Linked DNA regions of Homo sapiens: regions 1 and 2 are each linked to region 3. The links are chromatin contacts, found by Hi-C or POLR2A ChIA-PET in ENCODE. All regions are on one chromosome and are shown on one strand. The core of a region is the stretch at or near the end of the contact, and the rest is flanking DNA. Distances in the headings are between cores, read along the strand shown.

Region 1 (2,875 bases), core at 270-2,769, 50 kb before region 3:
TTTCCCTTGCCTTTCCGCTCGAACACGGGATGCATCTTCTGGGGAAGAGAAAACTGGAAGTGCAATGACAGGGGACTGCAATGCTGAGAATCAAGAAACAGAATTTCACAGTGCATTGGTGAAATCACCAATAATAAACATTATAGAGTGCTTACTCTGTGTCAGTCTCTTAATTATTATTATAATTATTTTTGGAGACGGAATCTTGTTCTGTCACCAGGCTGGAGTGCAGTAGCATGATCTCGGCTCAATGCAACCTCCGCCTCCTGGGTTCAAGTGATTCCCCTGCCTCAGCCTCCCAAGTAGCTGGGACTACAGGCGCGTGCCACCACGCCTGGCTAATTTTTTATATTTTTAGTAGAGACGGGTTTCACCATGTTGGCCAGGATGGTCTCGAACTCCTGACCTCAGGTGATCCACCCACCTCAGCCTCCCAGAGTGCTGGGATTACAGGCATGAGCCACTGCGCCCGGAACTGATTCAGCTCTCCCAACAGCCCAGTGAGATGAGTTCTATTATTATTCCCATTGTACAGATTGGAGTACTGAGGCACAAGAGGGTAGGTAAAGTGCCTGAAGTCACACTGATAAATGGCTGCAGTTGGGATTCAAAGCCAAGGAGTTAGGCTCTAGAGTCACTATATTAAACTGCCTGGTTAAGAACAGCAATATTACATAATGTTAGGTTTGTGTTGTGTTTTACAGTTTACAAAATATTTGCACATGCTTTTTCCCTCTGCTTGGAATGGCTGTCTCATGTATTTACTTATGAGTTCCTCTCCCAACAGAGCCTTCTACTGAAAGGTGTTCAATACCGTGTTCATAGAGTGAAGGTATGAATAACTGACTCTAATTAATCCTTAAATTGCTGTGGGAGACAGGCTGAGAATATATGACTAAACTTGTTTTGAAATAAGGAAAATGAGGTTTGGGAAAATCAAATGACTTGTCTAAGGTCATATTGCTTTGAATATGAGCTCATCGTAACTAAACCAGTGGTTTAAAAAAAATTTTTTTTAACCACAGGACCTTTCTAAGAAAACTATTTTACATAGCCTCAGAATATCACAGAGCTGAAGGAGAAGCTGCCCCGCTGCCCCGGTCAATAGAGGCTGAGGGCAGCCCACAGCCTCAAAGTTTATGGGGAGCCTCTGGGGCTTTGCAGAATGCAGGCTGGGGACTCACTACTGCACCACGCAACACTACTAGGACACCTGACCCAGCCCTGAAACTTTGAGAGAGGGTGACCAACCACACCTTCAAGTCTCACCCATTTACGACTCTGACCCATGGGGGAAGGCAGAGGATTAAGATTCTTTCTCCTTCCACCCCAGCAGAGGGACCTGTTCTTAGCTTCCCAGCTTGAGCGTCTCTTTCTGTTTCTTTCTTTGGAGCTCTTCTGTATTTGTTCCTTTTTCAGTCCCGAGGGCTGATCACTGGAAACAGGGCAACCTCTGGTGACCTGGTTTTTCATCACCAGCCAGGGCAGAAGAAGTCAAAGTGTGCTCAAGGGCTTTGCACGCTGCTCCCTAGAACTGGACGCCTTTGAGAAATCTGGGATTCTTCCAGGCGGCAGACTTCATTCCACAGTGGTGGAAAAGCTGGCCAGGGAGAGAGAGCAATTTTGCAAGGCACAGTGCCGCACTTGGACCTGTATCCTGACACCGCCAAATCAGAGGAGGCAGAAAGCCCTGAGTGTTACAGAACGTCTGAGCTAGAGGAGGCCTCTAAGAGCTTTCAGTCCAGTCTCCTCATTTAATGAACACGGAAATTGTATCCTGCTAACGTAAAGTGACTTGGTCAAAGCTACGCAGTGGCACAACTAAAACTCAGGATTTCTGACATCTTGCCCCTGAGCACCCAAAACTCAAAGGACAGAAAGTACAATGTGAACTACAGAAGTAACCAAAGGACTTTCTGGTGATGTCAAATGATGCAAGACAGCAAAATGCTCAAGTTGGGAATAAATTGATAGGTGTATCTATTAAAACCATCTCTTAAGGCCTTCTGGGGGAAAACGCCACCACCAAGAATTACTTGAAGGCTTGTCAAGTGCTTTAAGGCGCTATAAGGCAAGATGCAACACTGAGAGACATTAAAAAAAGATAACCTTTTCCCCACTGCCTGAGTTGCTCTTGAGTGCCTAGTGGGTGAACAGAGGAGGGAGAAGCGCCCAGGCTTCCAATGGGTTCTCTGCACAGCCACACGGTCATTAGCATCCACAATCTGCATTCACTCCAGATGAGATTTCATCACCGCATCCTATTTATTCATTCCTTAATATAAATCTAAATTGCGCTCTTCAAATAGCAGAGAGCACTATGCTTCAGTAAGGGGAAAGAGAAACGATCACATTAAGAGACGTGCTGCTGCATTTTCATCTTCTCCCTCCTATGTTACTTTGGTCTTGACAGCCTTAATTCACACAGTGCTCCCGGAGCCCTTCCCTGGCTCGTCCCAAGGATCAGCAAACACACGGCTATCTTAGTTTTTCACACTGGGGCTCTCTCTAGAGGGAAAGTATGTAGCTTTCCACATTCCCAACTACTTGGGAGCCCAAGGTGTTTGCAGCAGCCAAATACAACTAACGAGTAGGAAAAAGACACTAAGAAATGCCACAATTGTGTCTGACACATTCAAAAGACAGTTGTCCTCCCATCCATGGAGGATCTGTTCCAAGACCCCAGTGGACGCCTAAAACCATGAATAGTACCTTTATGTATATCTACTATGTTTTTTCCTATACATATACACCCATGATAGAGTTTAATTTATAAATAAGTCACAGTAAGAGATTAACAACAAAAACTAATAATAAAATAGAACAATCATAACATTATACTGTACTAAAAGTTATGTGAATGTGGTGTCTCTCT
Region 2 (2,715 bases), core at 212-2,711, 63 kb after region 3:
TGCTTTGATGTGCGTCCACTAGAGCTAAACTTGATCCTTTTCAGCAGCGGGACCGCTCTTCTGCCACCAAAACTGACAACCTGCGAGGCCTAACAGCTGAAAGAAATACCACTCAGAATAAACTGCCAAGGGTAGCAGGTGTGGCTTTGGGAGCCAAGGATAAAGCTTCTAGTTTAGCACAGTCCGGTTCCTATCCTCAGATCTTTCTCCTAGCCTGCTGCTCCAGCCCAGCTCCTCATAGCTGATGTCCCCACTATCCCAATCTTAGTCAGGGGCTCCTGTCATTACCACCAACAGAGTTAGTGATTACAAAAGATAAAGAGACAAAAAAAGATTTCCAAAAGAGCCTCTGCCCTAGGGGAACACTTTACGTATTTGGAAGAAAGTGGGTTTCTAAAGGTTCAGAGAATATGCTGACCTCACATCCTGAAAAAGCTTGGCAACTGAAGAGGGAATGCAACCCTCATGGCTTGATGTTGCTTAGGTCAACAAGCAAATATTTCCTGGACACCTACCATAGGCTCAGACCTGGACCCTTTGCTGTGGGAGAGGAGGCAAAGAGGAGGATGCACAATTATTTTCAGATAGTTATTCTCAAACCTCAGTGTGCAAAAGTTAACTAAGGTGAGTTTCCTGGGTTCTACATCCCCAGAACTTCTGATTCATAAGCCTGGTGTTGCTGAATCTGCAACTTTAATAAACATATCCAAGAGATTCGGAAGCAGGAGGTACTGGGATTAGACCACCCTTGGGAAACACTGGTCTGTGATTTGATTCCTGCCTTGAAGCCATGTGCAACCCATGTGCAATTGTGCTGATGGCAAACACTCACAGAGTAATGCACAGCAGTACATTCTGTAAGAAGCAGGCCCTAAATGTGATAGAAGTTCATAAAGAGAGACTGCTCAGGGCCGGGCGCAGTGGCTTACACCTGTAATCTCAGCACTTTGGAAGGCCAAGGCAGATGGATCATGAGATCAAGAGATCAAGACCATCCTGGCCAACATGGTGAAACCCCATTTCTACTAAAAATAGAAAAATTAGCTGGGCACGGTGGCGCATGCCTGTAATCCCAGCTACTCAGGAGGCTGAGGCAAGAGAATTGCTTGAACCTGGGAGGCGAAGGTTGCAGTGAGCCAAGATTGCCACTGCACTCCAGCCTAGCAACAGACCCAAGACTCTGCCTTAAAAAAAAAAAAAAAAAAAAAAAAAGAGAGAGAGAGAGAGACCAGTCAGTGAAGTCCTGAGGATTCAGGGAAGACTTTGTAAGTGACAGCCAGGATTTGTGGTGAGGCAGAACTTTGATAGAGATAGTCCCCAAGCAACTGTCTTAATCAAACCTCCCGATTCAGCATGACAAAGTGGCCATGGCATACAGCATAAATGGAGAGGAAGATACAGGATAGAAAACCACCAGCAAACAGGTAAAGAGGGTTCCTATGTTGATTACAGGAAGGATACTGTCACCAGGAGAATCACAAAACTAGCACTTCCAGATAACACTGTGTTTGCATTTGCTTTCTACCACATTCATGTGGTTTCCTGCACTTCATAATTTAATATTTGTAAGAGAAAAAAAAATGCTGTTATGAAACCCCAATAATGCATCACTTGAAGGCAGAAAGCCAGCTGCTAACAAGAGTGACATCTGAGCATCATTTCTGAAGCTCTGCTTCAGAAAGGGGATGTTTAGTAAGAAAGAACAATAATAAATGCTATTCAACGTAAAACAAAGTGTGGGGATCCACAGGGTTAACAGGCTGGCCGGTAACCAGTAACACAATGACGGCAAGCACAGAGAAGGAAAAAGTCAGATCCCCTAAAGAAAAACAAAGGACAGTATTTCAAAAGAAGCCTATCTCACTTATTTGGATATAATATTCAGGCCAGGCACAGTGGTGCATGCCTGTAATCCCAGCACTTTGAGAGGCCAAGGCAGGATGATTGCTGGAGCCCAGGAGTTCCAGACCAGTCTGGACAACATAGCGAGACCTCGTATCTACAAAAAAATGGAAAAATTAGCCAGGCATGGTGGCGCGTGCCTGTAGTCTCGGCTACTGGTCTGTGATGATGATTCCTGCCCTGAAGCTGTGTGTACCCCTGATGGCGTGATGACAAACACTAACAGAACAACACATAGCAGTGCATTTTATATGATGCAGGCCCTAAATGTGACAGAAGTTCATAAAGAGAGACCAGTCAGCGAAGTCCTAAAAATTCAGTGAAGACTTTATGAATGACAGCCAGGATAGTCCCAGTCTCATATGGTCCCAGCACAAGCTACGATTGCACCACTGCAGTCCAGCCTGGGCAACAAAGAGAAAGAAACCCCGTCTCAAATAAATAAATAAATAAATAAATTAAAATTAAATACATAAAAATGAATATAATATTCATAAAGCACTGTGCCACATTTTTTTTTAATGTTGCAAGGGAATAAATTATTTACTGCGGGCCGGGTGCAGTGGTTCACATCTGTAATCCCAGCACTTTGGGAGGCTGAGGCAGGCGGATCACCTGAGGTGAGGAGATCGAGACCATCCTGGCTAACATGGTGAAACCCCAGCTCTACTAAAAATACAAAAATTAGCTGGGCATGGTGGCACGCATCTGTAGTCCCAGCTACTCGGGAGGTTGAGGCAGGAGAATCGCTTGAACCTGGGAGGTGGAGGTTGCAGTGAACTGAGACTGTGCCACTGCACTCCAGCCTGGTGA
Region 3 (2,754 bases), core at 31-2,530:
TTGGAGTGCAGTGGTGTGATGACAGCTCACTTCAGCCTCAACCTCTCGGGCTCAGGTGGTCCTCTCACCTCAGCCTCCTGGGTAGCTGGGACTACAGGCACACGCCACCATGCCTGGCTAATTTTTTAATTTTTTTTTTTTTTTGAAACATAGTTTCACTCCTGTTGCCCAGGCTGGAGTGCAATGGCGCAATCTCCACTCACCATAACCTCCGCCTTCCAGGTTCAAGCAATTATCCTGCCTCAGCCTCCTGAGTAGCTGGGATTACAGGCATGCACCACCACGTCCAGCTAATTTTGTATTTTTAGTAGAGATGGGGTTTCTCCATGTTGGCCAGGATGGTCTCGACCAGCATGTGGTCTCCCAAAGTGCTGTGATTACAGGCGTGAGCCACTGCGCCCAACTATTTTTTTAATTTTTTAGTAGAGACAGGGTCTTGCTATGTCGCCCAGGCTGGACTCAAACTACTGGTCTCCAGCAATCTTCCCACCTAGGCCTCCCAAAGAACTGGGACTACAGGTGTGAGCCACAGTGCCCAGCTGTAACCTATTCATTTACCATGAGACTATTAAACTCCTTTTAAATTGAATTATAATTCTATTCCATGGCCACAGCTATTGACCAGTTTACCCTAAGTATATGGTTCTTTGCAACATAATTAAAATGAGAAGGTAGAATAGACAAAACCAAAAAAGTCTTAATTTGATCATTTTTATTTAAATTTACTATTAATTTCATTACCATGATGCTTATGTTTGCGTCATAACATCTGATGGAATCTTAGTAATATAAGGCAAAATTCTTTGTTCATTATGCTGGTCCTTCAATCAGGGATGTCCTCATTCATTCAAGCATTGCTCTTCCTTTAAGATTCAGCTCGATGTCACTTCCTTTGTGACATGCTCCCATACATATTGTATTTTCCCTGCCGTGTAATGATCTGTCTCCCTTTCTAGACTATGAGCTCCTTAGGGGCCCCAGCGAGGTCTCTGTATTTTTCATAACAAACTGCACAATTCTTTGCACAGAATATACTCTCAGTAAACACTGGTTTGATGTGTGGGTGAATACACACACTTTGATACTCTTATGACTATGGTGAAAAGGCCACTAATTGTGATTTCAACTTAAAGGTTAAAGCCAAAAAAAATCCATTTTTTAGTGAAATGAAACTCTTAGCGTTTTCACTTCCAGATGCATCAGCATTACATAAAAGATGTTGAAACTATTTTAAAAAATAGTCATGCTGCGCATTTTCCTGTCTGAGAATTAGACTGAAAATACCAAATTCCCCAGGGGCCCCTGGGTGTTCTAAAGACAAATGTTCAGTTAGCTATTGATTCCATGCACTCATTTAATGGAAATCCGGAGTAAGACTCAACCTCCCCACCACCAGCCTGTCACTCATTATTCTGCTCAGCTGTTTCAGAATAAGCGACGACTCCCGGGAGAGCTCTGCCCCCCTCCCAGTACTGGCCAGCACTTCAGTGATGATGAATCCGAGCAGCAGAGAATTTCAGTACTCAAAGCAGCAGAACATCAGTCCCAACTTACATTTTCCACTTCCATTGTCATTCTTATTCCTATATGGGCTTATTTCTCACATATCCACCTTTGATTTTTCAAGATCGAACCTTTGAAAAGGTGAGGGCCTGGCTGCCTAACATATTACATCATCACGCATATGCCGGACTCCTGCCTCACTCAGAAGACCACGTGTTGCTCAGAAAAGAAAGGTGGGCACCAAAAGAACAGGTTTCTCATAATATCCTACCCAGGCCCACAGTTAGACGTATTAGTCACTGTTGGGACAATGAATATGGGTTTTCCAAGAGGTGATCAAGCCTTTACTTGATGGATTTTCTTTTCTCCACGCCCCAAGATTTTCTAGGCTTTTGGTAGGAAGCACTATACAGAAAGCACCCACGTCTCCTAGCTGATTCTGTGTCTGGAGTTGGTTCCTTCTGGTGGGTTCGTGGTCTCGCTGACTTCAAGAATGGAGCCGCTAACCTTTGCGGTGACTGTTACAGCTCTTAAAGATGGCACAGACCCAAAAGACTGAACAGCAGCAAGATTTATCATAAAGAGTGAAAGAACAAAGCTTCCACAGCTGGAAAAGAATCTGAGCAGGTTGCACTGGTGGCTGGTGCGGGTGGGGGTGGGGGGTTGGGGGGGGCAGCTTTTATTCCATTATTTTTCCCGTCCATGTCCTGTTTCTGTCCTATCAGAACGCCCTTTTCTCAATCCTCCCCATGATTGGTTACTTTTAGAACCCTGCTGATTGGTCCATTTTACAAAGTACTGATTGGTGCATTTTACAAATCTCTTGCTAGCTACAGAGCACTGACTGGTGCATTTTTACAGAGCACTGATTGGTGCATTTTACAAACCTCTTGCTAGCTACAGAGCACTGACTGCTGCATTTTATAATACCCTTGGAAGACAGAAAAGTTCTCCAAGTCCCCACTCGACCCAGGAAGTCCAGCTGGCTTCACCTCTCAATTCCACTCAGTAGTTACTGTCAGCCTCCCCCTAAAACCTCCACCACTCAAGGAGCGACACTGTCAGAAGCAGACCTTCTAATTACTCCTGTGTGATCTCAAGCCCCCTCCCTGGGGACTATGGAAAGAGAATGTTAGGAAATAGAGATGGAAAAAACAAGCCATAATTCTGACATGCTATCACTTTAAAAATATTTCTATCATGCAATGTTTGTAACCCACAAAAGAATGCACTAACATGTACGTAACCTGT

What was found. A loop is a pair of places that touch in the nucleus more often than their neighbours do. ChIA-PET counts read pairs that join two places held with the same protein, here RNA polymerase II (POLR2A). Pooled maps may share reads with other maps.
Region 1: a loop to region 3 is called in a pooled map, with 2.9 times the contacts of the local background. The contact joins two enhancer-like sites. A Hi-C loop is called at or near these places in 2 of 168 maps with a recorded cell type or tissue (HepG2 and psoas muscle), 2 of 37 single-sample maps with no recorded cell type and 13 of 50 pooled maps. POLR2A ChIA-PET finds 5 or more read pairs at or near these places in 6 of 52 experiments (HepG2, PC-9, WTC11 and 3 more).
Region 2: a loop to region 3 is called in a pooled map, with 5 times the contacts of the local background. The contact joins two enhancer-like sites. A Hi-C loop is called at or near these places in 2 of 168 maps with a recorded cell type or tissue (CD14-positive monocyte and endothelial cell of hepatic sinusoid), 17 of 37 single-sample maps with no recorded cell type and 15 of 50 pooled maps. POLR2A ChIA-PET finds 5 or more read pairs at or near these places in 9 of 52 experiments (CD4-positive, alpha-beta memory T cell, GM12878, Panc1 and 5 more).

What each region holds. Positions count from the first base shown.
Region 1 is chr6:16,540,037-16,542,911 of GRCh38, forward strand. The region is part of intron 4 of ATXN1 (ataxin 1); the gene reads right to left. Among named protein-coding and RNA genes, the nearest start is that of ATXN1-AS1, 220 kb to the right of the region's middle. Within about 2 kb of position 1,520, at least 8 of the 41 ENCODE cell types and tissues checked have a DNase peak (open chromatin) inside an H3K27ac peak, as active enhancers do.
Region 2 is chr6:16,653,355-16,656,069 of GRCh38, forward strand. The region is part of intron 3 of ATXN1 (ataxin 1); the gene reads right to left. Among named protein-coding and RNA genes, the nearest start is that of ATXN1-AS1, 110 kb to the right of the region's middle. RefSeq lists an enhancer at 1,643-1,732. Within about 2 kb of position 1,462, at least 2 of the 41 ENCODE cell types and tissues checked have a DNase peak (open chromatin) inside an H3K27ac peak, as active enhancers do.
Region 3 is chr6:16,590,716-16,593,469 of GRCh38, forward strand. All of the region lies in intron 3 of ATXN1 (ataxin 1), which reads right to left. Among named protein-coding and RNA genes, the nearest start is that of ATXN1-AS1, 170 kb to the right of the region's middle. Within about 2 kb of position 1,281, at least 4 of the 41 ENCODE cell types and tissues checked have a DNase peak (open chromatin) inside an H3K27ac peak, as active enhancers do.